Regions from separate parts of the Homo sapiens genome. Here regions 1 and 3 are each linked to region 2. Evidence: read pairs that join two places in POLR2A ChIA-PET (ENCODE). Cell type or tissue: Panc1. All regions are shown on one strand. Each heading gives the region's core, and the rest is flanking DNA. Links, peaks and the distances in the headings are about the cores only. Region 1 has its middle 100 kb from the start of LINC02595. Region 2 has its middle 25 kb from the start of MIR222HG. Region 3 has its middle 17 kb from the start of LINC01186.

Evidence for each region. Peaks named below come from ENCODE experiments on the same cell type or tissue, not always from the same donor. Only the 100,000 strongest peaks of a DNase experiment are listed, where the experiment ranks them.
Region 1: POLR2A ChIA-PET joins it to region 2 with 7 read pairs; 2 of 35 experiments call an interaction of 5 or more read pairs at or near these places.
Region 3: POLR2A ChIA-PET joins it to region 2 with 7 read pairs; 1 of 35 experiments calls an interaction of 5 or more read pairs at or near these places.

What each region holds. Positions count from the first base shown.
Region 1 is chrX:45,947,649-45,958,254 of GRCh38, reverse strand. It overlaps the pseudogene MED28P4. Among named protein-coding and RNA genes, the nearest start is that of LINC02595, 100 kb to the right of the region's middle. In Panc1, for the core only: a CTCF peak has its summit at 5,957; no DNase peak of the experiment used is centred there.
Region 2 is chrX:45,789,982-45,800,587 of GRCh38, reverse strand. No RefSeq gene overlaps it. Among named protein-coding and RNA genes, the nearest start is that of MIR222HG, 25 kb to the right of the region's middle. In Panc1, for the core only: no CTCF peak of the experiment used is centred there; no DNase peak of the experiment used is centred there; H3K27ac peaks cover 2,211 bases.
Region 3 is chrX:46,339,095-46,349,700 of GRCh38, reverse strand. No RefSeq gene overlaps it. Among named protein-coding and RNA genes, the nearest start is that of LINC01186, 17 kb to the right of the region's middle. In Panc1, for the core only: no CTCF peak of the experiment used is centred there; no DNase peak of the experiment used is centred there; H3K27ac peaks cover 357 bases.

The DNA.
Region 1 (10,606 bases), core at 3,621-7,620, 160 kb before region 2:
CTTTTTTGTGGGTTGCATTAGCAAACAGATCCATGTCAAAATCAAAATGAACCGTGGCTTCCCATCTCACTCAGAGTAAAAGCATGTAAGGCCTTATACCATCTCTACCCCTTTCCACCAAAACAAAGTTTGCACACACGCACACACACACAACACAACTCTTTCCCTTCAACTCTCTCCCTCTCTTACTTCTGCTATTACTAGGTACATTGCCTAATCTGCTGTTCCTTGAACTTGCCAGGCATAATCCTGCCTCAGGGCCTTTGCACTAACTGTTCCCTCTGCCTAGAACACTCTTCTTCCAGATATCTAAATGGATCACTTCTTCAAATTTTTGCTGAAATGTCACCTCAATGAGGTCAACTCATCAAAGTTAAAGCTCCCCTCCCCGCCCCACATACACAATTCCTACTCTCTTCCCTGCTGAATTTATCTCTATAGCATGCATCATCATCTAATAAACTATTTTTCTCCCCTGACTGCAATGTAAGCTGCACGAAGGCAGGAATTTTTGTCTATTTTGTTTACTGCCATGTCCCTAGCATAGAGAACATACCTGACCAAAAAAAAAGGTACTCATTAAATATCTGTTGAATGAATAAACAGATAGGAAAAGAAAAGGAAAAAATAAAAGAAGAAAAGAGAAGAAAAAAAAACACTTCAGAAGATATTCCAGATTCAAGAAGATACAGCCAAATAGTGGTCAACACACCAGTTTTCTTCCTGCTCTCATTTTTGCTTCCTCTGATGGGCTAGGTAAGGAAGATAAGAATAAATAAGACATTTGTAAGAGCACTTAAAAATTCCAAAGGGCTATTTTTTTTTTTTTTTGAAATGGAGTCTCACTTTGTCGCCCAGGAGAGCAGTGGCACAATCTCGGCTCACCGCAGCCTCTGCATCCCAGGTTCAAGCCATTCTCCTGCCTCAGCCTCCTGAGTAGCTGGGATTACAGGTGCACAACATCATGTCCGGCTAATTTTTGTATTTTTAGTAGAGACGGGGTTTCATCATGTTGGCCAGGCTGGTCTCGAACTCCTGACCCTAAGTGATCTGCCCTCCTCGTTCTCCCAAAGTGCTGGGATTACAGGCATGAGCCACTGCACCCAGCCCAAAGTCCTTTTATATACAATTTCTGGTTTGATCAAAATGTTGGACTACATTCCTGGAGACGAGGTCTACTGGTAGAATGTGACAATTTTATGGTTGCATTTTAGTTCTCATTTAAACGAACTAAATTCCTGCAAGAAACAGCCCATTTACTTATCAGAGAGCCAAGACCTTCCACTTATTTTGTTTTAAGGAATGTGTGTTCCTCACTGTTTTCTATTTAGTCCTGCCTTTATGCCTTTACTCGTGCTGTTCCTGTCATAAGAAAGGCTTTCCCTGTCTATCTATCTAAATGCTATGCATTCTTCACGGTCCATGTTGACAGGGTGGAAGAGGAGCAACATAGTAGTATGCATTAATAAATAAATTCTATTATTCTTCAATTACAAATTTCACCTGCATAACCTGCTTCTTGTAATGTGAAGAGAACTTTTAAATATAGCATTCACTGGGAGGGAAATGCTTTGTCAGCTGTTTTCCCAATGCCCAGTGGTTTCACCATGAACCATTCCTGGCACATGGTGGGTACTCAATTAATATTTGATACTTGAATAAGCCAATGATTCGGAGTCTCTGTATAGTCAGAATTCAGCTTAATTATGCCTTGAACCATTAAGAAATGAAACTGCATCAGAGCTCATACACTGAGTTAGAAAGCCAGCACAATTCTATGACAAGGCATATTTTCATATTCCCACATCTTCTCAACATACAGCCTCCTAATTGCCTTCTGCGCTACCCCACAGTATGCACATAATGCCATGCAATGGGCTTGCTTTGTGCAGATCCCCTTTATGCGTAACCATGGCAATGCTGTCTACTTCATACTTGAAGTGTCTGGAGGACTATGGCTGTGAATGTTAACTCACTGTATGATGACTTAATGACTTGCTTTGCATGCAGAAGGGCCCAGTACATTTTGGATTTTTTAACCATCATAATCAGAACACTTCCTCTGTTTCTTCTGTGAAGTAAAACACCTATTTACCAAATAGGCTAGAATAAAAATTCTAGACTCCCCAAACTGACATATGAAGACAATGTCTGGCTCTAAAATCTGAGGATAAAAGACTCAGGGATTGTCCTCAGAGCTTCTATTATCATCTGATATCTAGACATTGGCAGTGGAATTCCTGTCACCATTTTGCACAGAAAGAATCACGTTGTGGCAATGCTAAAAGTACAGAGGATACAAATGTAGTGCACCCTGTACATTTTGTCTCTCACAGGTTCTAGCTATGACATGTGGCCAAGTTCTCCATGCAAGAAGGCATATTTCCCTCCAGGGTTTGCATTTATTTTTCATGTGAATATTTGGATGCTTCCAGAATCCCACCCATATGCCACTAATCTGATCAATTTTAAGCCAACTCTTCCTTTACTGTTAATTGGAAATAGAAAGTATGGTGAAATACTGAATAAGGCAAGCCATCTTTTAAAACATACACACACACACACACACACACACACACAAACACACACACATTTCCATATTCTGACAAACTATACAAGATTTTGAAATCAAACCCACATCTCGCTTTTGATCTGTTCATAATTATGTCATTATGTAAACACTTTGTGAGAAATTCATAGATAGTTTATGTTAAAAGTAACTCAAATTTCAATTGCATTTTAATTAGTTTCTTTATAAACCTATTGCAGGTAAATTTTCATAAAAGTTTTTATAATTTCCTTTAGGAAGAATATACAGAATGTGGAAGTAGTCTAAAACTCAGATCAAGAACAAAACTGGTATGTTTTAGATTAACTTTAAAAAGTAATAAAAGAAGTCCAAGTTAGGGAAAGTTGACACATTATTCTAAACTTATAGCATCTTCAAAGAAAGGTGAAATACAATTTGGTTCATTGTTGTGTCAGTCTTAATTTTTACTTGGAATATAGCTTATGTGTTGCAATTCAGCACCATATAGAATCTAAATTCTTCACGGCAGAATTTCTTTTTTTAACTATATAACTTACCTTCTTTAAAACATTGTGTATATTTATGATTCTTTGTATATATGGTTCTAGAAATGGTGATTCATACTTTAAAATTTTTCTTAATTTTGTTTCTTATTCAGTGAGAACATTTAAAAGAATAATAATATGGCTTATCGTGTTTGGCTTCTAAAATAAAGATTTTCACTGACAAAGACATTCTAGCCCACAGCTGGGTTACCAAAACAAACAAATAAGAAGCACAAATAGGTAACTTATTCACTGCTTTAAAAAAAATGATTTTCCATTATAAGATGAAATGTCAAAAAATAATGAGGGGATAACATCAGTGAAAATGCTGGAGTAAGGAACTCTGAAATTTTGCTCCTCCATAAAAGCAATGTGAAAACTAACCAAAATTGTTAAAATCAACTTGTTCAGTACTCTGGAAACTAACCAACGGCTTTAGCCACATGGGAAGTGTTTAGTCAAGAAAAACAGCTGCATCTCAATAAAAACAGTAAGCTTTATGGCATTTACACTTACACTAGTCCTGTCCTCTGTTTCCATGCTCCACACCACCATGAAAAATAACAGACTGCCTTCCCAGTACTAGAGAAAGTAGAGCAGAGCTAGAGATCTTTCAAAGCTTCACTCAGAAATAGGAGTCACCACCAAATGGCTCCTTGGAAGATACAACTTGAAAGGCTTGTCATTATTAGAGCTCACTGAAACTCTCCTAATGCTAAACATTTCTACCCAGATGGTGGAGGGGCATTTCTCAAATGTTTTAACATCACAGTTGCCTGAAGTGATGGATAGCAGTTAAGGCAAACAATAAACCAGCCAGAAAGCTTAAGAGAAAAAGCTGAGGAATGAGATGCTTGTAGGGGTTTTGAAAAGTTTCAACATATTCTTGGGAATCTAAAAGGTCACAAATGTGTGTAGGGCTTTTCAGAAGCTCAGGAGAGACTTACAATGACTGTAATCGTTCATCTCTGACTGAACATAAGGCTCTGCACAAGCAGGAAGTGAAGGCTGAAACAGAGTTGTAAACTGATTGGTAGAGTGTTGAAGGCATGCCCCAACACACACATACGGGGCCCCTATGACTGGAAGACTTGAAGACTTTTTGGTTCTAGGCATTTAAGAAAAATGCTGTTTAATCATTATCTGACCACTAAGCCAAGTAAGTGGAGACTTTAGTGGCCACAAATGCAAAGATAAAGAATTTACAACATTACTTCATAAAAAGTAATTAAACAGCTACTTAAAGCAGCAACAAGAAACCCTGGGAGGGTAAGGGACTGATTTTCAGAGTTCTCGCATTGTATTCTTTGAAATGTCCAGTTTTCAACAAAAGAATTAGAAGATGTGCAAAGAAACAAGGAAGTATGGCCCACACACAGGAAAATAAGCAACCAATAGAAGCTGTCACTGAGGAAATCCAGACATTGGACTTACCAGGTAGACTTCAAAATGGCTATTTTAAATATTTTCAAAGAGCCAAAGGAAAACATGCCTGAAGAACTAAAGGAAAATATGAGAAAGTTGTCTCACCAAATAGAAAATAAAAAGAGACAGGAATAATAAAAAGAAACCAAATAGAAATTCTGGAGCTTAAAAATTACAATAACTGACAGGAAATAATCACTAGGGGAACTAATAGCAGATCTGAGCAGGCAGAAGAAACAATCAAAGAACATAAAGTGCGATTACATTATCCTTAGCAAACTAATGCAGAAACAGAAAACCAAATACTGTGTGTTCTCACTTATAAGTGGAAACTGAATGATGAGAACACATGGACACATGGGGAGAACACCACAAAACGGGGCCTGTTGGAGGGTGGGGAATGGGGGTAGGGAGAGCATCAGGAAGAATAGCTAATGGATGCTGGGCTTAATACCTGGGTGATGGGCTGATCTGTGCATCAAACCACCATGGCACACGTTTCCCTATGTAACAAACCAGCGCATCCTGCACATGTACCCCAGAACTTAAAATAAAAGTTGGGAATTAAAAAAAAGAAAGAGAGAGATCAATGAAAATTATCCATTCTGAGGTATAGTGATAAAAAAAAAGAATGAAGAAAAATGAGCAGAGTCTCAGAGACCTGCTCTATGATGTGGGATATCATGAAGCATACCAATATATGCATAATGGGAGGGCCAGGAGGAAAGAAGAAAGAGAAAGAAATAGAAACATATTTGAATAAATAATGGCCCCAAGCTTTTCAAAATGGTTTTAAAACATTAATCTGTGCATCCAAGAAGCCAACAAACTTCAAGTAGAATAAGCTCAAAGAGACCCACACCTACAAACATTATAATTAAACTATTGAAAGCCAGAGAAAAGAGAGAACCTTGAAAGGAGCAAGAGAGCAACCACTCATCACATACAAGTGATCCTCAATAAGATGAACTCATCAGAAACCACAGAGGCCACAAAACATATTCAAAGCACTGAAAGAAAAATTATAAACCAAAATTCCTATTTGTAGCAAAACCATAATTAAAAAAACGTAGGAGTAATTAAGACAGTCCCAGATAAATAAAAACTGAGAGTTTGCCACTAGCAAACCTGCACTAAAGAAATATTGGCCAGGCACGTGGCTCACTCTTGTAATCCCAGCACTTTGGGTGGCTGAGGTGGGAGGATCGCTTAAGCTCAGGAGTTAGAGACCAGCTTGGGCAACAGAGTGAGACCTCGTCTCAAAAAAACAAAAACAAAAAAAAAAAAAAAAAAAAGAAAGAAAAAAAAAAGAAGAAGAAGAAAGAAGAAGAAATGCTAAAGGAACTTCTGAAAGGACACTAGACAATACCTAGGATTTACACCTAACTTACTTGAGGAAATAAAGACCCTGTCACTCCAAACAGGCAGCTCCACTAGGTAGTATGTTCTCTGGGCAGCCACCAGGGGCCCGACCACCCCTGACAGGACTCCTAGGCTAGGCTTCACTTCTCAGGTGCTCCAAGCCCTTCTAATAGTACTTTGGTGGTTGACTTGGAGTCATCTTTCAAGGCTTGCTTTGTATCTCTGGTGAGTCAGGACTATATCAATGGCACTGATCAGGAAGAAATTCAAACTGGTGTTAATCAGTGTATCCAGAAGTTTCCGGATACTGCAAGAGAGACAATGTTTGCTTTGTTTTGTTTTTCCTAAAAAAAGATTGCAATTATCTGTCCAGAAACCAGAGCAAGTTATCAAAGAGGATATCTCAGAACTATGGAATGAATTACAACATTAAGATGCACTGGTCCAGAAGCATTTGACAAAGCTGAGGCATTGGCAGCAGGTGCTAAAGGACATCAACATGCAGAACAAAAGCCAGCCGACATCCCTCAGGGCTCCTTGGCCTACCTTGAGCAGGCATCTGCCAATATCCCTCCACCTCTGAAGCCAACCTGAGCAAAGGGCAAAGGCTGTCAGCCTGAGAGAGGGCTGGTGTGCAAGCTTTGCCACACATTCCTTCTTGTGGACTTGGCATTTGGGAAGAAGTCTTTGCCAGAGAAGGTGTTGATTTTAGTTTTCTGCTCCCACCAAAAATTTTTCCACTATTGTTACAAGCTGTTAATTTCTTGAGTACTCTATAAAATGTCTATAGCTTGGGTAAACCAAGTAAATTCTTTTTTCGTCTAGCAAAGTTTAGAGTGTTAGTATGATGATACCGACTCTTTTTTATGGTTGTTGTGCTTGTTTTTAAATTTTTGTATGACTTATCATCTTTTCATGTGTGTTTCCCATTGTTTGTTTGATCTGAGGGAAAAATTATAATAGCCTGAGAATCAGAGGAAGAGGATTTTTGTTGTAGGCCTCTTATGATAGTTACCCTTCAGTGGTAATGTAGAAAAATATGTAAATTTGCTCTGTTTCAAGACTTCAAACTACCTCAAGAAGAGGAATCTAATGCAACAATATTTGTAATGCTTCCAGAGCTCTCAAAATGAGGATTTTTTGTAAATAGGTCAGAAAAAGATTAAAATATCCTGGGTTAGTGTAGTAGTATTACAGTAGGAACCTTAGGTTGATGCTGACTTTTATTTGGCATAAGTTTATATTTTGTGTGCTGTTTATTTACTTTTTTGACAGGGAGGGATGTAGTGGGAGCTGTGATATGCTAAATGTTGTTATGTTCTGCAGCAATGAATTAGTTTAAGTAATGAGGCAGACCCTGTTTTCAGCAGTGTGACAATTGGGGCATAGGTGAGCTATGAGGGGCTGAAGCTTGCTCTGATCATCTCTTTCTGTTTTGAGTTTTGTTTGCTTGTATAATTTTTGTTTTACATTACGGGAGGTGAGACATTTTTCCATTAAGGAAGATTGTTGCTAATGGATTTCTTGATTAAAAACCTAAATAAACTGATTAAGTTTTAGGCATTCTTTCAAAGGGGTTCTCGGTGCAGAGATTGGGGACGATTCTATTTGGTGCTTAGTGAAAACATTTTGAATTAATGTATTGCCAATTCTTTATTAAATTCAAAAGCTTTTTTGTCAAATAAATAGCAAGTTTTCAAAAAAAAGAAAGAACACTAGTTAAGATAATTACATAGTTAAATATAAAAGACAGTATAAACATATTCTTTGTCATAACTTTTTTTCCCATATATGATTCAAAAGACAACTCACAATGCAATACATATAAATGTAAGCTGATGGGCACACAATGTATGAAGATGTAATTTGTGACAAAAACAACATAAGGGAGGGGGGAATGATACTATTTAGGAGCAAAGTTTTGTATACTATTGAAATTAAAGTTGATCTTAATCTGAACTAGATTATTATGAATTAAGATATTATTGATAACACCCAGGGTAACAACTAAAAATTGCTCAAAAATATATAGGAAAAGAAATGACAAGTGAATTAAAATGATACTGTATGTCTCTATTTAACACAAAAGAAGATAGTAATGGAGAAACTGAGGAATACAAAAAACACAAGACATTGAAAACAAATAGCAAAATTATAGACATAATCCTATTTTGTTATTCATTACATTAGAAAAAATATATTACATTTTCCAATTAAAAGACATAAATTGGCAGAACTGGTTTTTAAAACATCATCCAACTATATGCTGCATACAAAAGATATACTTTAAAGATACAAAAAGGTTGAAAATAAAAGGATAGAACAAAAGATTCCGTGTAAATAGTAAGCAAAAAAGAGCTGGAATGGCCATGCTAATATCAGACAAAATAGATTTTAAGGCAAAATTGTTACTAGAGAAAAAGGAGGACATAGTATAATGGCAAAAGGATCAATTCAAGATATAGCAATTATAAACTTATATGCTGAATTTTGAGGGTTCTAACAACAGAGCCCTCAAATTACAGAAGTAAAAACTGACAGAATTGAAGGGAGAAGGTGGCAAATCAACATTAATAGTTGGAGACTCCAACACTCTACTTTTAATGATTGATAGAACAACTAGACAGAAGATTAGCAGAAAAAATGGAAAACTTAACAACACTACAAACCAACTAGACCTGACAGACACCATAGAACATTCTACCCCACAATGGCAGAATATATATTCCTCTGAAGTGCACATGGAATGTTTTCCAGGATAGATCGTATATTAGGCTGTAAAACAAGGGTTAATGTGTTTAAAATGTTGTAATCATACAAAGTATGTTTTCTGACCATAATGGAATGAAATTAGAAAGCAATAACAAGAAAAGATGGGAAATTAACAAATATGAGGAAATTAAACAAAAATAATCTTTAATAACCAATGGGTCAAGAACAAAACACAAGGAAAATTAGAAAATACAGTGATATGAATTAAAATCAAAACATGGAAAAAAAACTCATGGGCAGCAAATATGTGTTCAGAGGAAAATTTATAGCTGTAAACACTTACACTAAAAAAGAAGAAATATCTCAAATCAACAACGTAAACGTCTGCCTTAAGAAGTTTGCTGAGAGTTTCTGTATACGTGGATGTAGGATTTTGTCAAAAGCTTTTTCTGAATTTGTTGATATAATCATACAACTTTTCTTCTTTAGCCAGTTAATGTGATAGACTACATTACTTTTCAAGCATTTAACCAGCCTTGCTATTTAGAGTTAATCCTAGTTGGTTGTAGTTAACATTATGTCTTAAGTACCCTTTTCAACTGGATATAGCTAGTCCTTTTATAGATCAGTGGTTCTCAAAATGTAGTCTTCAGACTGGCAGAATCAGCATCACATGGGAATTTGTTAGATATGCAAATTCTTGGGCCCTAGTCTAAACTTATGGAATTAACAACTCTGGGGGTGGGGTGCAGCAATCTGTTTTAAGAAGCCCTCCAGGTGATTCTGATGAACACTAAGGTCTAAGAACCACTGGCATAGATGGAGTGAGATAAGCAGCACAGGCAAATTCTACTATCTCTTTCCTACTTGACTTTGAACTCTAGTATCTGTTTCCAAAGACCACTGTAGAGCCCAGTGGTTTTCAATCCTGGATGCACATTGAAATCTTGTAGAGAAGGCTCCAGGGACTCTGATTTAATTGTTCCAGAGTATAGCCCTTCCTCATTAGCACTTTAACAAAGGTTAGTTTTTCAGATTAGGTGAGGACTCTTTGAACCACAGTTCAAATGAACTGCTTAAAAGGTCTGAGATGGAGCCCAGCTATCTGTTTGAAGCATCCCAGACCACATTTTGTGGAAAACTACTCTAGAGCAATGATTTTAAACTTTTTGACCGTAACTATTAGGAAGAAATATGCATTAAATGCATGGTGACTTAGCAGACACATACTTGTATGCATGCATGTATGTGTGTATATATATGTATGTGTATGCCTACATATATATACACATATACAAAACCCTCCTGAAATCATATTTATCTTTACTGCATACTATATACTTTGGTATATTCTATTATATTTCATATTTTAATGATTGAATGTTGACTTTGTAACCCAGTAAAGAGTTACATTGACTACTTTGAAAACAGCTGTACAAGATTTACCCAAAATATTCAAATCCATCTATGTGATGTAAGTGACACCATTCTAACAGGATGGGGGCTCATAAAATTCAATGGGTAGGAGAGGGAAAGAATGGTAGTGATCTTTCATGGGTGGTCAAAGGCCGAGTAAATGTTCATTGAAAGAGAGGGCAGACTTGGGAAATGGCTCCCCCAACTCAAAGGGAAATTATTGTGAGGAAACACCCCTAAGAGGCCATATTTTTGCAATTTTCTAAGGGGAAAACCCTGTATTTGCTTTTTAGGGTCTTTTCACTGCTAAATTTCAGATGTTCAGAGTAATAGAGAAGTTATGAGTCTGAGTAGCTCAGGCTTTATGATGACCAAACCCTAACTTAAAAATGTAAAATGAGCAGTGGCTTATTTTTATGAATACCATTTTATTGCCACTCAACTTCTTTCCATTTTAGACTAAAAATATTCAATTGAAATTAATAAAACAAACAACATGCATTTGTTGGTAAGAAACTGAGAGGAATTATTCCAAAGCTTGCACATCTGGTTGTAACTTAAAAGATTTAAAATATTACTAGGCTTCATTGGTGATTCAGTATTGTAATTACCCATG
Region 2 (10,606 bases), core at 3,411-7,410:
TTTTATATTTTGCCTTAACTTGTGTAGCTGTCTCTCACACACTGGGAGGTAGGAAAAAGGACGACAAATTACAAAGCAATTGAAAAGTGAACCTTATTTTGCCAACTTTTTTTATTATGACAGTAACTGAGTTTTAAAACAAAAGACAAATTAATGAATCAAATATTTTATTCTTTAAAATTGATATCTTAAATACTAGTCAATGTTTTCAAAATATTTGCCACATTTAAGCATCATATATATTTATCTGGTTTTTAAAGTAACAGTTTGGGCTATCTAAGAGTGCTAAATTTTTACTGCCTTAAATATTGCAAAAATATTTCTATTACAAGTTATTTTTTAAAAATAGAAGTGATTTTTGATCCTTAAACAACTTCTTGGTTTTGTTGCACCCCATGTAACATACTGTGTATGGGAGATGAGAATAATGAGAATAATAAATTGGGGAAACAGTCTGAGGCTTATTTTACTGGTTTATGGCTTCATTCCCCAAAATACTGCCTTTTGCACTGTGTGAGTCTTCTGAATATAATGACCACAGTGAACTCTGGTGTACCTGAAAGAAGTGGAAAGGCCTGGAATTTCCACAGAGATGTAACGTTTTCCTTTATCACTGCTCCACACCCACCTTCCCCAAATCAACTCCGATAGATGTGGTGATGCTATATGAAATGCAAGTGCCTCCCAAACTAAGAAGGACGTGAAGGCCTCAACCAACCAACAAAGACACCTTACTCAGAAAGCTCACCATCAGGTTGATGTTGGCGTGAGGGAAGGATGGATGTGCTGTGGCTCCAAGATACCAACAGGTGTTTGAGCTGCAGTCAGCCCGTGAAGTAGCCAAGCTGTCAAGGCTGAGTGCCTTTGGAAGCTGGCAAGTCTCCTTTCTCAGAATGCTCTTCCTGACTGGGAGGTATAAACGTGTTGCTTTTCCATCGATTGTGTAATTGGGCCCTCTCAATTTTTTTTATCAATTCATTTTAATTTTAGGCTTCACCTATATGCATAGGTAAAGTTGTTTGAAAGTGAAAGCAAACATGGAATTACCTGCCTTTAAGGCCACGTAGGGAAGCAGAGAAATTTAGTGTCTTTTTAAGTTTCTCACCTACTATTAGGAACCCTCCTCTCTCTCTCTCCCTCCTTCCCCAGACTCTCCCTGTGTCCCTCTCCCTCTCTCCCTCCTCCCTCTTTCCCTGCTTCTCCTTTTCTCTCCCTGTCACGCTTCTCTCTCTTCTCACTGTCTCTCCCTCCTCTCCCCTTTTTTTCCTTTCCTTACCACTCAGGCAACCCCACTGGGTCATGGGGAGCTTTAGGTGTCCTCCCACCCTGTGCTCTCTTTACTGACAGAAGTAAACTTGCATGTAGCATTTAGACATGCATTTGTGGCTGTTAACTTATTACTCCTTTCGGGTAAAATACTTGAAACTTAATGGATGCCTTGGGAAGGTAATAACTGAGGGCTAAGAACAGATCATTGTAGGCTTGTGAGCGTTCAAGCAAGAGCATTTTGCTAATGCTCAGTTGTTCCCCACACCAGGGCTGACCTTGCCAGTGTCTAATCACATGAGAAGCACGCAAAGTAAATCTTATAAAAACTACTGATTATAAAATGGCCTCCTTTGGAACGCAGCAAGCAAGCATTTTTCAGACCTGTGAATGAAAGGAGACTTTCCAAATGAATCCATTTACACAGTGTACTAGATCATATTACATCTCATGAACCGAACTGTAAGAGCAATGTGAAAACATTCCGAAGGAAATGGGAGAAATAATTTGCCTGTTCAGCTATATACTTCTAAAACTTTCTGTTGACATGTTTATTGGAGATTGGATTTCTAAGAGATCATTTTCACATTAATGTTTAGCAGGATTGATTATTTTTCACAAACCTCCATCTTTGGCAACTTGAGTTTATCATTAAGCATTTTCAGTAACATTCTGGCTCTCTGTATATTTCTCCCCTTACAGCAAGTGGGAAAAGAGTTGTATTGGTTCTTCTTGCAGTTGTCTGTAATTAAAAATGGCTTTGTGCTTTTTAGGACAAAATGGTATAAGTTGGGCATTTTATGCACAGTGTTATATGCCTAAGAAATGGTGTGAGAAAAGGAGGGATCCATGTTTTCCCTATAAATATTGAGAGAAGACATTTCACTTTGCAGAAATTATGTTAGTACAAATTCTCTTATTCCTAATTAATTTTCTTTCATTGACTCTCAACATATGTGCTTTGTTGAACCATTGGCTACAGTAGTAGTTCTTTAGTTTTTAAAGATGAACTTTCATCACTGCAAACCAGGAACACTTCAAGTGCTTATAGAATCAGGCTGTTGAAGCGAGTTAAACTGTTGAACTGTTCCTAGGATTGGTTGTTGTTATGTGCTTTTGAATTCTTGCATTTGTAAGTGAGCAGTTTCCCTATTTATGTAGTCTGCAGTTCTTAGTGCTTAATAAATGTTAATATTCTATAGCTACTTTGGGTTTCTAGAGCATGTGGCATTATCAAGTTTAAAGCCTATGTGAAGAGTTTTTATGGCATTTAATGAATACTAAGGTTTTCTGTGTGTTGGAGTTAATGAAAAATTCATTTTTCTTCATGTACTCTAAATACCTCATGCTTTAAAAATAGACTGGTCTTGGCCGCATTTGGTTTTTGTGACCTTTCCTCCATTATTATTTGAGAATGTTACAAAATAGGGCCTGTGCTGGTACTTTAACTTGATTATACTTTGCATATATCATAAAAATATATGTGATTCTCCCCTCATCAATATTAAATGAAAGCACTTTTTTAAGCCTCGGATTTTCCTTGTCTGTATCATACACTCTTCACTATGAGCTGAGCAGGGGTGTTGAATAGCATATAGCACCAGGCCCATGTGGCCTTCTCACCATCCTCAGTGTGGGCCTTTCAACTCGATACCATGCTCATCTGATGTGATTATCACAAACCCATACTTAGCAAGAGAGTTCCCAGCCTATAAGTAGATTTATTCTATCTTAAGCCTTGGCTTATATGAGAGAGGTTTTGTGGCATCTGGGAGATGGAGTCATGGAAATTTGATTAAAAAGAAAAAAGGGGGGAATATTGTTTGGTCTGTCCTGTTTTGAGGTGAACAAGGTCTCTAGGAACTTTTTCTTAAAGGCTGTGTGAATCTGTGTTATTTTAGAAACCCTATTTCCTCTTACCCTTCTCACGAACCACGTACTCAAAGATACCGCATATTTGACAATGAAATACCTGGCCCAGAGGAAAGTAACAATGATTTATATTTTCAGAAGAGAAGTGTAGTATTTTGGAGTTAGCTAGATCTATCCCTCCCCGCTTTTTTTTAAACAGATGGAGAAACTGAGTCCTGAAGGATTATAACATCCTTGAAATTATACAAAGAACTGAAGTAGCATCTGGCTTGTCTAGGAGGTCAAGATGAGAAAGACTTCTCCTTGATTGGCTCCCTCTTAAAGAGAAATGCTTTTGCTCAGCATTGCAACTATTGACCTTCTGATTACATCACTCATGATTTTTTAAAAAATGTTAAAACTTACATTGAAAAAATACATATGCCACTTTTAAAATGGAGGCTTTCAGCAGCATTTCGATCTATCCATATGTTATGGTTTGGGCCAAATTAACCAGCCAATTTCAGATCTGTTTTTTTTTTTGGAAAGCTTAGGTATATATTCACTTGAACTTTCTGTCAAATCACAGCTTGAAGAAGCTATCTCCAAACTGCTTTTCATGTACTGGTTAAATTAAGGATGCTTCTCTCAGGCAGAGCTCATGTTCTCCTAATTTGGGCTGGCCATCCTTTCACTGGTGCTCCTCATGCTGTGCCTCCTTCTTATCTGCCTCTGAAGCATCACGCTGCCTGTGACCTTTCTGGTGCCCCTCTGTCTTCAAGTACCTGGGCTCCTGGAGGGCCTGGGTCAGGGCCTGAGTGCTCAGGAGCAGGCGGGAAACCACACCAGAGAGCCCCTCTCTTCCTGCCCACGCCTGGAGAGTCAAGGTCAGCAAATTACCTGGCTAGAAAGCTCCCCTGGGGTCTCTGATCACAGCCAGGGCAGAGAATTCTTGCTATAATGATTGAAGGACTCATCTCTTTGCGGAGAAACTCAGAAAATAACATGGATGATACTAACCTTTACTCAGGGCTCATGTGTGAGGTCGAAGGAGAAGATAAGAGGTTTCCCCGTATTCTTTCATGTGTGTTTATTTGTTAAATATCTGTCTGTTGTGTGCCAGGCTCTGAAACAGTTATTACACACTTCATCTGTACTGCAACACTGTGAGGAAGAGATGATTGGCCTTATTTTAGAAATGAGGCCATAGATACTTAAGAGAGCATTCAAGTCATTTGCCCAAAATCACATTGTAAATGATAGAGAGGATATGCGTTACCTTCCCTTTTCTGATTTCACCAAGCCTATACCAAGAAAAAACATACAGCAAAATGGATGTTGAGTTTGAGATTTCCTTTCTTATTCGTATATCAGTATAAATAACAAATTTGTTTTTCAAGGCATATTTTTCATTTTGCAGAATTTTGGTGTAATAATGACATTGGAAAAATATTTCTGAGGTTCCACTTTATACCAGATCCTGTCTAGGTGCTGGGGATACAGCAGTGAGCATATGCAAAAGTAAGTTATTTTTATCAGGTTCTGAGATAAAACTAGAAAGAAGCTGTATCTGTGCATATTTCATTATGTTCTTTCTTTAATAGCAAGGCATGGAAACATAGAGCCCAAGATTAATTGCTGTTATTTTTCCATTGACTCACAGAATTACTGAACTAACAGGGTACTTTTGAGGTTACTTAGCCAGCTTCTGAGGGTCTGGAGGGAATGCCAACCTAAACCATTCTAGTATTCATCATTTTCAAGGAGGGAGATTCCATGAAGCCTTTGTGGAAGCTGCTGCTTTGGACCCTTGCAGCCTGCTGTGATGATGATAAATTATTTCTGCCCCATCAGAGCTGGATGGAATAAATGTGGTTTTTAAGTTGAATACATGAAAAGCATTTTTAATATCCTAAATTCTATACTTTTATCCAAAATAAGCACCTTTAGAGGTTATGAAATGAGAAGCAGAGTCCCAGGCAGGTGGTCACACACCTGTTTGGTACTGGTGTGTCCGGAATCCTACCCACTGTGATGACAGTGCCTGATAGTTTCTTCTGCCTTTCTATCCCAAAACGATTGGTCAGTTTACCCAAGTTTGCAATGCAGTTTAGAATCTCCCAGGAACATCTCTTCTAGTAGTTGTCTTAGCCATCTTGTAGTTGATTTGACTTTTTTTTTTTTTTTTTGCTTCCAGAAAGCTCTATGCTTCATATGGACTTGCATACCAATTTTTTGTTCATCTGTTGGTCATGATGGTTAGCAGAGCCTGACCTCCTGTTACAATAGAATGATCGGTTCCTGGGCTACAGACTTGAGTCTGTTTTTTTTGTTTTTTAAACCTTCCCATGTGGCAATTTGCCATATGCAAAACTTAAATGGTAGCCAGTTTCACCTCAAGTTTCAGATTCCATCATTGTGTTTGTCCCTTGAAAGTATAGATTATTCCCCATCATGAGAATGCCAGGTGTAGGGGAAACATCTCCTGAAAGAATAGCTTGTCAAACGCTGATAGAAATTTTTCATTAGAAGTCTCCTCATCTGTGAAATAAGGGCATGGGCAGAGAGATTTATGAGGTTACTTTCAGCTTTATGAGTCTGACTAAATGGGGGAAGAATTGCAGCCATTCAGTTGGGTGCCACGACTTTGTTTCCAAACTCAGGCTGACTCCACTCAGGTCCCCTGCCTTGGGTTGGGAATGGCTGGCTTGTTGTTGTCCTGAGGAGCCCATGCCAGAAACCCAAGTCACCTCCTTTGGGGTATCTGAGGGCAGTGTTTTTCAAACTTTTTCTGTGGAAGCTAAATTTTCTTAAAAGAAATAAAGAGTTAAAAAAATATTCCTTGTCACATGTAGGCAGAGACTGTGTCAGCACTTACCCTGTGCCTGGGTATTTGCTTCTTGTACAATGGAGGAATCCCAGAAGGTAGCCTCCCAGCAGGTGGTTCAGAGGGTAGTTGCTGTAGTTGGAGAGAGAGTGGTGAAGTCCCCATGGCCTTCCCTGGCCAGCTTTACTCTTAGACCTGACCCCTCCTCCACCTACCACCCCTGGCCCCACCTCCAGCCACACAGTTCCCAGCTCATTTCATAGAACTAAACATTTCAAATCCTTTGCCCTGGCCAGGCAATAGGAATTTTGATGGCTGTGCTAACCACTGTGCTGTGTGACAACCCGGGCTCTGAAGCTGGGAACCTGAAATTTAACCCATCAGCATCCTCCTCTCAGCTTCCCCCAACCTTAAGCTCCCCTTACCCATTATCTGATTGTTGCCAAGAAGGTTGGGAACCTGTCTGTGACAATCTGGAAGATCCCAGATCAGGTGGTCTCTTCTGGAATTCAAGGAGATCAAGTAACTGAATCAAACTTGAGAATTCAACAAGAACGTCTTGCAGCTCCAATTCCTGAAAAAGCCACAAACTACTGGAACTCACCTAAGATGAAATTGGCAACCTGAATAGTCCTATAACCATTAATAAAACGGGATTCATACTTAAAAATCTCCTGAAAAAGGGATCTTCAGACCCAGATGGTTTCAGTGGTAAATTCCAACATTTAAGGAAGAAATGACAGTCTCTTCTAGAATAAGAGGGAAAACATTCTAACTTATTTTATAAGGCCAACATTACCCTGATACCAATGGCAGTAACAAAACAAAATAATGATGACAAAACTACAGACCAGTATCCTTTATAAACATAGACAACATAAGTTCATCAAAAAATACTAGTAACATCATCCATCAAATTTATAAACATTCCCTTCTTTTAATGTCTGTGGGATCTGTAGTGATATTCCCTCTTTCATTCCTAATATTAGTTAAGTTGTGTTTCCCTTTTATTTTTTATTAGTTTTGCTGGAGTTTTAACAATTGCACTGATATTTTCAAAGAATCAGCTTTTGGTTTCATTTTTTTCTATTGTTTTTCTGCTTTCAATTTCATTGCTTTCTGCTTTTTCTTTCTTGCTTGCTTTGGCTGTATTTTGCTCTTCATTTTCTAACTTATTTAGGTGGAGGCTTAGATTGTTGATTAGAGACCTTCTTTTCTTCTAATATAAACATTTAATGTTGTAAATTTCTCTGTAAGCACTATTTTAGCTGTATCACACAGATTTTGATATATTGTGGTTTTGTTTTTGTTTTTGTTTTTTTTTTTTTTTGAGACAGAGTCTCACTCTGTCACCCAGGCTGGAGTGTAGTGGTGCAATCTTGGATCTCTGCAACATCTGCTTCCCGGGTTCAAGTGATTCTCCTGCCTCAGCCTCCCGAGTAGCTGGGATTACAGGCACCTGCCACCACGCCCAGATAATTTTTGTATTTTTAGTAGAGACAGCATTTCACTATGTTGGCTAGGCTGGTCTGAAACTCCTGACCTCAAGTGATCTGCCCACCTCAGCCTCCCAAAGTGCTGGGATTACAGGCGTGAGCCACTGCACCCGGCCGATATATTGTATTTGCATTTTGTTCAACTCAATGTATTTTTTTCACTTGAGACTTTCCCTTCACTGAAAAATTATTTAGAAGTGTGTTGTATCATTTCCATGTATTGGGAAATTTTCCTTTTCTTTCTGTTGTTGATTGCTAGTTTAATTTTATCATGGCCAGATGACATACTGTGTATTATTTTAATTCTTTTAAATTTATTAAAGGTTTATTCTTTAGAGTATGGTCTATCTCAGTGAATGTACCTTTTTGGCACCAGGGACTGGTTTCATGGAAGACAATTTTTCCATGGATTGGTATGGGGGTGGGAGGGGTGAGGGGGTGGGGGGATGGTTTCGAGATGAAACTGTTCCACCTCAGATCATCAGGCATTAGATTCTCATAAGGAGTGCACAACCTAGATTCCTCGTGTGTGCAGTTCACAATAGGGTTTCCACTCCTATGAGAATCTAATGCGTCTGTTGATCTGACAAAAGGCAAAGCTCAGGTGGTAATGTTCACTCGCCTGCTGCTCACCTACTGCGGTGCAGCCCGTTCTGGTACTGGTCCATGGCCTGGGGGTTGGGGATCCCTGGGTTAGAGTATTTTATAAATATTAAATTTAATTGATTGATGGTGTTTTCTGTCTATTTCTATATATTACTGAGAGAAGAGTGTTGAAGTTTCCAACGACAACTGTAGATTTACCTGTTTCTCCTTTGTATTCTGTCAGTTTTTGGTTTGTGTATTTTGAAGGTCATTTGTTGGGTAGATACGCATTTAGAATTGTCATGTCCACTTGGCAAATTGATACTTTTATTATTATTATGTGATGTTCTTCTTTGTCCCTGGCAATTGTCTTTGTCTTCAAGTCTGCATTGTCTAAATATAGACACTCTACTTTTCTTTTCAACAGCTTGCATGTTACACCTTTTTTCATCCTTCTGCTCTTAACTTACCTGCCTATATTATATTTCAAGTGAGTTTTGGTTGGACAGCATGTAGTTGGTTCATATTTATTTATTCATTCTCACAGTCTCTGCCTTTAATTCTTGTGTTTAGACCATTTCAGTTTAATGTAATAGTTGATATGTTTGGATTTATGCCTTCTGTTTATTCCATTTTTGTTCCTATTTCTCCTATTCTGTGTTTTTTTTTTTTTTTGAGCTATTTGAATATTTCGTAGTTCTTTTTTTGTGTGTGTGCCTGCTTGAGGGATTGCAATATGTATAGTCAACTAGAATCATTCACAGTCAACTTAGAATCACTTCGAATGGACATTTTATCACTTTAAGTGGACTGTAGAAACCTTACCACCATATAGGTTCCTTTGTCCTCCTGCCTTTTGTTATGATATCTGTATTCCACCTTTATTGAAGGATACATTTGCTGGATATAGAATTCTAGATTACAGTTCTTTTCCTTTAATGCTTTAAAAATATTGTGCCACTTCTTTCTTTCCTCCATGGTTTCTGGTGACAAATCTATAACCATTTGACTTTTTGTGCCCCATACTTAGATAATAGGGCATTTTTCTCTCCCTGCTTTCAGGAATGTTTGTTTCATCTCTGGTTTATAGCGTGGTTTTGGGGGGTTTATCCTACATGAGGTTCACTCTGCTTTTCCAAGAATTTGTACGTATATGTGTCTTGTGAAATTTATGAAGTTTTCAGCCATTATTTTGTCAAATATTTTTCCTGTACTGCACGGCATTCTTTCTCTCTTTCTGGGATTTCTATGACACAAATGGCAGACCTTCTCTTATTGTTCTCTGGTCCCCTGAGGCCCTGTTCATTTTTTACTTTAAATATTTTTTCTCTTTCTTGTGCAGAATGGCTAATTTCTATGTATTCATCTTCAAGTTCGCTGACTCTTATATCCATGATGCCATTGAGCCCATCCCATGAGTTTTTTATTTTGGTTATTTTATTGTTCAGTTCTACAGTTTCCAACAGTTCTTCTTTAGATCTTTTGTCTCTTTGCCCAGACTTTCTCTTCCGTAGGTTTCAAGATTGTTTATGATTGGTTGCTGGAGCATTTTTGTAATAACTTGATTTAAAGTTTTTGTCAGTCCAAATGTCTGTCATCTCAGCCTTGGCACCTGTTGATTGTATTTTTCCATGCTGAGTAATTTTGAATTTATCCAGGGCATTTTGAATATTATGTTATGAAACTCTGCATCTTGTCTAAATCCTATGGAGAATGTCAATATTTTTGTTTTAGCAGGCAGTTGATAATGGTTAGGTTCAGAGAACAAGTTCCAACCACCTTCTATGAGCTGTGGTCCTGTGTTAGCATTTGCAGCACCATTTGGATATATCCTGTGTGTGTGCTCCACAGTGGCCGATCTGGGAGCTAGGTCTTCAGTTCTCAAAGTCATTGGTAGACTGTTAGGATGAGGTCAACAAGTGCAAATCTGAGGAGTGACTTGCACGTGGATAAGCAACTTTATGGGGTCTCTTTCTTGAGCTCCTTCCCCTTTGTGCTCTCTCTAGTTCTTTCCAGTTCTATGGGGCTTCTCTTTTGGGCCATTTAGCTAGAAAGCTTGGGCTTTAGTTACTCTATTTTGCCATGTACTTTCACAACTGTGCCCATGTCCCCAGGGTCAAGCCCCTGGAGGACAGAGACACTAAAAACAGTGGGATTTGGCCCTACTTTCTTGGAATCATGGCACTGTTGAATCTAGAGGAAGGTTTTCCTCCCTCAGAGTTCCCTGTCTTGCAGGCTCCCCTTGCTGCTGGCTGCTGTAGCCACTGCAGGGTTACTTGGGGACTGTGGCCTGAGAGAACAGAGAAAAGGAAAAAACAGGGGATTTTTCCCTGTCGTCTGTCAGCACCTAGGGTCTGCCGACAGTGTGTTGAGACCAGGCTTGGGCACACTGGATGAAAAAAGAAGAGGAAACTGTCAGTTGGGTGGTCTTTCATGTTCTAGTCTTCCTTCTTAATGTGCCTGCTCCTGTTTACTTTTCAGAGTCCTCGTATAGCTGCTCCAAGCATTCTTTCTGAGGTTCGTAGTTGCGGCCCTGGGAAAAACAGGGTGGAGTGTGCTGACTATCTATCCTACGTAGAAC
Region 3 (10,606 bases), core at 3,195-7,194, 550 kb before region 2:
TATGGTATTCTGTTATAGCAGCAAAAATGAACTAAGACAGGGATGTAAGTCAGTGCAATTGCTGGGTTGTATGGTAAGCCATGTTTAGTTTTCTAAGAAAGTTTTACACTCTTTTCCAGAGTGGCTGTACCATTTTCCCATTACCACTAGCAATTTATAAGTGATTCCATTTCTCTACATCTTTGCAAGCATTTGGTATTTTCACTTTTTTTTTTTTTTTTGAGATGGAGTTTCACTTTTGTTGCCCAGGCTGGAGTGCAATGGCGCAATTTTTTGGCTCACTGCAACCTCTGCCTCCCAGGTTCAAGCGATTCTTCTGCCTCAGCCTCCCAAGTAGCTGGGATTACAGGCATGTGCCACCATGCCTGGCTAATTTTGTATTATTTTTAGTAGAGACGGGGTTTCACCATGTTGGCCAGGATGGTTTTGAACCCCCGACCTCAGGTGATCCACTCGCCTCGGCCTCCCAAAGTTCTGGGATTAGAGGGGTGAGCCACCGTGCCCAGCTCACTATTTTTTATTGTAGTCATTCTGATAGGTGTGTACTGCTATTTCATTGTAGTTTAAATTTGCATTTTCCTGATGGCTGATGATATTTAACATATTTTCATGCATTTATTTGCCATTTGAATATCCTCTTTGGTGAAATGTCTGTTGAGGTCTTTTGCCTATTTTCTTATGGATTTTTTTTTAACTTTGGGTTTTTGAGGGTTCTTTATATATTCTAGATATTATTCCTTTGTCAGCTATGTAGTTTGCAAATATTTTCTCCCAGTCTGTTGCTTGTTTTTCCATGTTTTCAACAGGGTCTTTCACAGATCAAAGTTTTAAATTTTGATGAGGTCTGATTTATCAGTTTTCCTGGATCATGCTTTTGGGGTCAAATCTAAGAACTCTTTGCCTAGTCCTAGATCATGACAATTTTCTCCTATAATGTTTTTCTCTAAAAGTTTTATAGTTTTACATTTTATATTTATGTCTGTGATCCATTTTGAGTTAATTTTTTACTTGAGGTATGAGATTTAGTAAAGGTTTTTGTTTTGTTTTTTAACCTATGGATGTCCAATTTCCCCAGCACCATTTGTTGAAAAGGCTGTCCTTCCTTCATTGAATTTCTTTTGCATCTTTGTCAAAAATCAGTTGAGCATATTTATGTGAGTCTAGAGAACCCAGGTTCTCTACTCTGTTTCCTTTATCTATGTGTCTATTCCACCACCAATACCATACTGTTTTGATTACTGTAGACATATAGTAGGTCTTAATGTTGGGGAGAATGATCCCTCCCACTTTATTCTTCTTTTTCAATATTGTTTTAGCTATTTTAGGGCTTATGCCTTTTCAAATAAATTTTAGAATAAGCTTGTCTGTGTCTACAAAAAACCTTGTTGGCTTTTGATAGGAATTGCATTAAGCCTATACAGTAATTTGGGGGAAAACTCACAACTTTACCTTGTTGGGTATTCTAATCAATGAACACTGATTCTCCATTTGTTTATTCTTTTACTTCTTCCATCAGTATGTAATTTTCACCATATAGATCTTGTGCATGCTTTCTTAAGTTTATAAGTAAGTATTTCATTTTCTTTGTGGAGAATGCAATGGTATTGTTTTGAAAGTTGGTTTCTACATGTTTATTGTAGTATATAGAAATATGATTAATTTTGTGTGTTGATTTTTGTATCCTGCTACCTTGCTGAACTCACTTATTATTTCTAGGAGTTTCTGGTAGATTTCTTGGAATTTTCTATATACATAATTGTGTCATTTGCAAATAGAGGTAGTTTCATTTCTTCCTTTCCAATCTATATACCTTTTATGGTGGCTAAAACTTCTTGCACTATGTTGAATAAATGCTGAGAGTGGACATTCTTGCTTTGTTCCAAGACTTAGGAAGAAAACATTTAGTCTTGTACCATAAAGTATGATGTTGAAGCCAGATGAGGTGGCTCATGCCTGTAATCCCAGCATTTTGAGAGTCTGAGGCAGACAGATCCCTTGAGCTCAGGAGTTCGAGACCAGCCTGGGCGACATGGTGAAACCCTGTCTCTACAAAAATATGAAAATTAGCTGGGTGTGGTGGCACACACCTACAGTCCCAGCTACTCAGGGGGCTGAGGCAGAAGGATCACTTGACACTGGGAGGTCAAGCCTGTAGTGAGCCAAGATTGCACCACTGTATTCCAGCATGGGCAACAGAGTGAGAACTTGTTTCAAAAAAAAAGTATGATGTTAGCTGTGGGTTTTTTGTAGATGTTCATCAAGTTGAGGTGGTTCCTATTTATTCCTGAGAGTTTTTATCATGACTAGGTGTTGGATTTTCTCAAATGCTTTTTCTATGTCAATTAATATGATTGTATGATTCTCCTTCCTTAGCCTGTTGATAGGGTCTATTACAATGATTTATTTTCAAATGTTTAACCAGCCTTGCATACCTAAAATAAATCCCATTTGGTCTTGATGTATAATTCTTTTTATAGTATATTCCTGGATTTGTCAATATTTTATTGAGGATTTTTTTTGTTTATGAGAGGTATTCTGTAGTTTTTTTGTTCTTTCTTTTCTTTGGTACTGTCTTTGTATGGTTATTGGTATCTGGGTAGTATTAGTCTCATAAAATGAGTTGGCAAGTGTTCCCACCTCTGCTGTTTTTTGGAAGATATTGTGTAAAATTGGTATTAATTCTTTTTAAAATGTTTGATAGAATTTTCCAGTGAAATCATTCAGGAGCCCTTTAATTACAAAATCATTTTTCACCCAGTGGTTATAGAACTATTCAGGTTGTCTATTTTATTGTGATTGAGTATGGTAGTTTGTGGATTTTGAGAAATTGTTCCACTCCTAAGTTTTTGAATTTGTGAACACACAGTTGCTCATAGTATTCCTTTATATTCCTTTAATGGCTGCAGGATCTGTAGTGATATCCTATGCTTTATTTTTGAGATTGGTAATTTGTGTCTTCTCTCTTTTTTATCTTTGCCAGGCTTGCTAAAGTTTTATTGATTTCACTGATTTTTAAAACAATTTAGTTTTGCTTCATTGATTTTCTATATTGTGTTCCTGTTTTTAATATCACTGATTTCTGCTTTTTACTATTTCCCTTCCTCTTCTTTTTAGTTTATTTTGCTCTTCTCTTTCTAGTTTCTTGTTTTTACTTATTCTGATGTTCTTCTTTCCTTTTTGAAGTTCCACACCTTCTTCTGTTATCATTTCCACTTTTTTTTTAGAAAGTCTCTTTTAGCAATTCTTTAAGGATAGATTTGCTAGCAACAAATTCTTAGTTTTCCTTATTCCAAGAATATCTTTACTTCTTCTTTATTACTGAACAAAATTTTTGCTTGATATAGAATTTGCAATTGACAGGTCTTTTCTTCCAATACTTGAAAAATGTGTTATTTCCTTCTGGTCTTCATGGTTTCACATGAGAAATACCCTGTGATTCAAATTGGTGTTCCACCATAAATAATGCATTTATTTCTTTTTGGATTTCATGGTTCCTTTTCTTTCTGTTTTGTGTCTTTCATTTTCAGAACTTTTCAGAAGTTATGTGTCTTGGCATGTTTTTCTTTAGATTTATCCTGTTTGGGATTCACTCCACTTCTTGAATCAATCTCTAAGCTTCTGTCTCTCACCAAATTTGGAAAGTGTTCAGCCATTATTCTTCAAGTACTTTTTCAATCCTACAAACATTTTATCAGCCCTCTGTCTCTTCTTTTTAGTATTCCATGAGACAAATGTTATCTATTTTATCATCTCACCAGTTCCTGAGATTGTTCATTTTTTTCAGTCCATTTTTTTTCCTTTGAAAATGCAAAGTATTTATTAATTTAAAAATCTTCTCATAACAGGGATCCTAGCTTGTAGTAAAGGCTACATTGTCTATATTTCATTCTTTAGGGCGAAGTCTGCCTAAGCTATTTCAAACAAATACATGTTAACAATGTTAACATACAATACATGTTAAAGTACTAGTTACCAACCCCTTTACCAATCCATTTTACTATTTAACAACCTTAATTGCAAGGCAGTTTCCCTTAAATACACTGAATTGCATCAGACATGAGATATAATGACAGGGACATTTATTTTGATTCAGATACCAACTCTGTCACCTGCTGAGCCCTGCCTGGGCCTCTTTATCCTCATCTGTAATATGAAAATGTGAGGAATGCCTATTATTTTCAGTCTATTTTTTCTCTTGCTCAGATTGGGAAAATTCTATTGATGTGTCCTTGAATTCACTGATTTTATCCTCTGTCAAATCCACTCTTTTGGTTATTGTGTTTTTCAGTTCTATAATCTCCCTTTGGTTCTTTTTAAATAACTTCTATTTCTTTGCTGAGATTTTCTATATTTTTTCACTTGTTTGAAGATAATTTGTAATTATCTGTTGAAGCGTTTTATGATGGCTGATTTTAAATCTTTGTCAGATAATTCCATCATCAGATTCATCTCCTCGTTGGTGTCTGTTGATTATCTTTTCTCATTCATGTGATTTTCCTGGTTCTTGATATGATGAGTGACTTTTGACTATATCCTGAACATTTGGATATTATATTATTAGACTATGGATTCTACTAATTCTTCTTTTTCTTTTTTTAACAGGTTGTCCCCTGGTTGAGGTACAGCATGAAGGCTGAGTGGGTGTGTATGTTCAGCTGCTCTCTGGTGCCCAATGATACTACTCTGGCAAAAGTAGGCACTGACTCCTGTTGCCTTGTTGTAGATGTGTGGGGTAGAAATTCAGTTCCCACACTGGCCCCATCAACACCTTCCCAGTGAAAATGGGGCACTGACGTTTGCCACCACACTGCCTCCTAATGGGAATGTAAGCCTGCATCCTTATTGGTTCCCATTGACACTAGTGAGGGTGCGGGGAAGCCAAGGGTTGACTCACTCTGCTTTTTTGTTACAGTGGAGGCAGTAGCTCAGCTTTGTGCTGAGCCCTGCAGACACCAAGGGAGTGAAAAGGAAAAGTGGAATGCCAACAAACCCCACCACTCACCACCTCCTTCTGTCCCATCAATGCCTGGTGTGGAAGGGTTCATCTCCCAACTGGGCCCCACTAATACTAGGGGTGGGAGAAAGCAAAGACTGTACTAAACCCACCTCATGTCACCTCATTCTGCCTTGTTAATGTCGGGTAGATTCGGAGGCTCAGCTCCCTACTGAGCCCGGCTGACATTAGTGGCGGGGGGATAGTGGACAGTGGAGTGCTGATTAGATCTGACTGGCATTGCCTTGTTCAGTCCTATTTATGCCATGTGGGGCTGGATACTTAGCTCCCTGCTGCTGGGCTCTGCTAACACTTGGGATGGGGGGTGATCAGGGTATGAACTATATCTTTCTGCCTCTTTAAGTCTCATTGCTACCTGGTGAGGATGGAGGCTCAGTTTGCTGTTGGACCCCACTGACACTACACTGTGGGGCAATCAGCAAACTGCCTGCTTTTGTTTGGCAGGGAGTAGAAGGTCAGCTTTCTGCTCAGCTTTACCAGTACCTCTGCATGGGAATCAGAGCACCAGCTGCTTTTGCCTGGTGGGCATTGGAAGATCCCACAGCAGGGAAGGGTACAGATTTTCTACTGGTGTTTGGTTGGAGTAGGGCAGGTATTGCCAAAAAAGTTTTCTGTTGTTATGCCTGACAGCTAGAGCTATCAGGCTTTTCATGGAGTTGTTTTTTTTTTTTTTTTTTTTTAATCTGTACTTGGCAGTTCTGGGTTGGAGAGTTGGAGGCTTCTGCACAGTGCCCTCTCTGGGATGTAAGGGAGGTGATAAGGAAACCCAGGAAATTCACTGTTGTGTTGTTCCTCAGTCTAACTAAGGTCCCTAAGAATTCTGCTTTCTCCTTTCAACCTTTCAGAGTCTTCCTATTCTTGTTTGCTGTGTTATGCACAGGGTTTCTTAGGAGAAGACCCTGGGAGGAAGGGGACATTCCATCTTCATCAGATGCAGAAGTTCCCTGTTTTTCTTTTTAACATGAGAGCAGGAAAAGCTTTTCAGACTATGTCTCAAAATTCAGAATCAATAAATAAAAGATTAATGAATTTACTTACATTAAAAACACATAATCATAATAAAATATAAAATGGTAAACATAGAGGAACTATTTTATATATATATCAGACAAAAGATTAATCTCCCTAATAAATAAAGCGATCTTAATAATTAAGAAGAAAAAGACTAAAACCTTGATAGAAAAAAAAACCAAAAGGCACAGAGAGTTCACAGAGAAATGCAAATGAACATTTGAAAAGTGCTCATTATTACTCACAAAAATAGAAATGCCAATTAAAACTGTATTGTTACCATTTTACACAAATCAGACTGGCCAAAACTCCAAAGTTTTACAAAACACACTGTTGACAGACAGACCTGTGGAGAAATAAGCACTTTTATACATTGCTGGTGAAAGTGTAACATGGTACAAGTCCCAAGGAGGTGAATTTGGCAATATGTAATAAAATTACATTTGCCCCTTGACCTAGCAATCCCACATCTAGAAATTTACCCTGAAGGCATGCTTCCATAATTATGAAATAATACATGTACAAGATTATTTTTCTGGCATTATTTTTAATAGTAAAGACTAGAAGCATCTGACATATCCACCAATAAAGGACTTATTGAATAAACTAAGCTATCATCTCATAATGAAGTACTAGACAGGTGTACAACAAGAATGACAAGGTGTCTATGTTCTGATATGAAGGTTATTTTTTTAAAAACAAGGTGCAGAACATGTATATAGTGTTTTATCTTTTCTATGTGAAAGGAGGAAAATAATATCATGTGTATTTGCTAAAATTTTTCCCCAAAAATTACTGGAAGAATAACCAGAAACTAATGGAAATGGTTACCTACAGAGGGCTTGGAGGGGGGCTGAGGAGGAGAGGATAAGAATTGAAAAGAGATTTCTGAGTATGCCTGTTAATATAATTTTGACTTAATATATAAATGTTTAACATCCAAAAAACAAAATTAAAAAAGAAGACAAACCAGTCTATAACTGAAAACAATCAAATGGACCTAAATGTATATCAAAGATAATGGAATCATACAGAGGCAAGAATTATTTCAAATAATTTGTGAATACAGTACACAGACTGTACCAAAGTAAAAAAGAAGTCAAAAGAAATCTTGAATATCACTTGGTAGTTTTACTTTGAGTAGTAACACTGGTATTAAAATTTTGAAATCTTTATATGTGTATGTATGTATGTATTACAGATAAAGCGAATTTGAATGAAAAATATCTATGTCTACCTACATCAATCTATCTATCCACACACACATTTCCAAGACTGACAACGTAATTGGCACAAAATAAAAATATGTGGTCACTTATTCAAAAAGCATTAATAAATGCTCTAAATAATAATGCCCTTAAAGGTATTAAAATATAAAGTTTTTCCCTTCCATAGCCTCTTACTCTCTCAACTTGTAATGGTGTTTTTATTGCTATTTAGTGTTGTTCTGAAGAATATTACAAATTTAAATTTTTTGCATTAATTTTACCTTTTATCTTTATATTGTGCAATATTTGTTTTTAAAGCAAATGTAAGAACCTTTAAGTCCTATGTGGAATAACTGAAATTTCACAATCTATATTTTGTGACTTGTCCCAGAGACTGCCTGGAGCTGGCCAGAAGAGACTAACACAAACCAGATTCAGGAAGGTTGGAAGGAGGAAGAAAGGGTCTCTCTAGGCACAGGATACAGCAAGTCCTGAGATAACATTGTTTCATTCAATGTTGTTTCCTTATAATGTTTGAAACTGTCCCCACAGTGTCGATAAGAATTTCATGGCAGGTTCTGGACAGAAATATAGTTATAATTAAGCATTAATCACACTGCACTTTGGTCCACTTCCTTGTTCCTAAAAGTCAGGTAACACTAGATAGTGACCATTTGCATTTCCACTGGCTTTCTGACATTGACTGTTTAAGAATTGATTTGTATCCCCATTGTTCCTATAGACAGGATCTCTGACATTGGAATCATAAGGCTTTTGTTTAAGGATCACTTAAGATGTTTTTCTGGCACCAAATTCCAACAACTAGTTTGAAGACCCCCGCAGAGAAAGAGGATCAACATGAAAATACAGCTTCTTCATCTCCCTGCCCCATCACTTCCCCCGCTCGTTTCACAAATCAAGGATCTCCACCCTTCAGCCCACTCCAAAACCCTTAAAAACACTAAACACAAATTCCTCAGGGAGACGGATTTGAGATTTTCTCTCATCTCCTTGTTCATTGACCCTACAATTAAACCTCTTTCTCTACTGCAACCTGGTGTCTCAGCATATTGACTTGCTGTGTGCATGAGGCAATGAACCTATTACAGATACATGTCAATGAGAAAAAGAATAGATTCTGGGCAGGGGCTATTGTCTCTGTGGAATTTGCACATTCTCCTCATGTGTGTGGGTTTTCTCCAGGGACTCTGGTTTTCTCTCACATTGCAAAACTGTGCACCTTTAGTCAACTGGCATGTCTACATGGTCCCAGTGTGAGCGAGTGTGGGTATATGTGTGGGTGAGCCCTGCCATGGGATGACATCCTGTCCAGAGCACATACCCACCTGATGCCTCAAACTGCTGGGATGGGCTCCAGCCACCTATGACCCTGCATTGGAATAAGCAAGTTGAAAAATGAATGAAAGAATGAATACAAATGATTGTCAAATAAAAATTCAAAAAGTCTACAATAATCATACAAATGCATGACAATACAAGACACAGCACAAAAGCACTCAGTGAGCCCACTATATTTGTGACTGGTTTTGAACTGTGTGGTGGTGGGAGGAAGTGCTTCTGAAACTGCCTTTGCAAAGATTATGACTGCAAGAGAAGTCTAACATGGCTGAGTCCATCTTGCTTCTAGCCTCACAAGCTGGTTGTCTTTACTCATTCCTGGATGTAGGCCAAGCTAACCATGGGAGGACTTCATTTATAGTTTAACTTTGAAGAAAGGATGATAATAGTCCCTCCCTAAAACTGATCACCTCCTTGTTCAAGGGCTGAAACTGCCTTTGTAAGACTCATTAAAGGCCTTAAGATTAGGATTCTGCAAAGGGCCTGAATTCTGCTAAAACGTAGGCATAATTTCTTTTCTTTTTTTTTTTCTTTTTTTTTGAGAGGGAGTCTTGCTCTGTGGCCCAGGCTGGAGTGCAATGGCACGATCTCGGCTCACTGCAACCTCCGCCTCCCGGGTTCAAGCGATTCTCCTGTCTCAGCCTCCTGAGTAGCTGGGATTACAGGCACCTGCCACCAAGCCCGGCTAATTTTTGTATTTTCAGTAGAGATGGGGTTTCCATGTTGGGCAGGCTGGTCTTGAATGCCTGACCTCGTGATCCACCCACCTCAGCCTCCCCAAGTGCTGGGATTACAGGCGTGAGCCATCGCACCTGGCCTAAATGTAAGCATAATTTCTATAATCCCTTACTGCTCAGGAGTTATGTGGCCCGAGGTCACAAGATTTGTGACTTCTCCAATTGCTCCTGTAGATAACATCACTATTGTAGAACCTAACACTGGTCTATTGAGATGTTTTTCAGACTTTCAAATAACAGCAAATGGCTGACCCCATCGGGATTTGTGACTCATGACTCAACTGGCCTGGTGGCCCCCAAACCAAAGGTGGACTCAGTGCATGACGGCTGTTTTCCACACCCTTGTGATTGCATCCCCAATCAATCATCAGCACCTAATCTCTAGTCCCCTGTCCCTCAAACTATCCTTGAAAAACCCTAACCTCCGAGCTTTTGGAAAGACAGATTTGAGTGATAACTCCAGTCATTTCACTCAGAAGCCTTGTGTTAATTAAACTCTTTCTTTACTGCAATACAGTGGTCTCACTGAATTGGTTTTGTTTGTGCAGCAGGCAGAAAGAGCCTGCCAGGTGATTACACTCCTTGCAATGTTCATTATGCAAACATTTATTCTCTGATTTAACCCACCACCACCACAACCAAAGCTGTCACTCAGTGATTCACCAAAAATGGTGGAAATAATTATCTTACTAACTTTTTTCTATCTTTCTTAAATGTATGCATAGTTCACATTTCTTTCTTTTTCTTTTAATTATTTTTTTCCATAAGTTATTGGGGTACAGGTGATATTTGGTTACATAAGTTCTTTAGTGGTGATTTGTGACATTTTGGTGCACCTATCACCCGAGCAGTATACACTGCAACATATTTGTAGCCTTTTATCCCTCGCCCCCATCTCACTCTTTCCCCCAAGTTCCGAAAGTCCACTGTATTGTTCTTATGCCTTTGCGTCCTCATAGCTTAGCTCCCATCTATCAGTGAGAACATACGATGTTTGGTTTAATCATTCCTGAATTACTTCACTTAGAATATTAGTCTCCAATCTCATCCAGGTCACTGCAAATGCTCTTAATTCATTCCTTTTTATGGTTGAGTAGTATTCCATCATTCATATATATATATATATATATATATATATATATATATATATATATATAGCACAGTTTCTTTATCCACTCATTGATTGATGGGCATTTGGGTTGGTTCCACGATTTTGCAATTGTGAATTGTGCTGCTATAAACATGCGTGCACAAGTATCTTTTCCTCTGAGTAGATA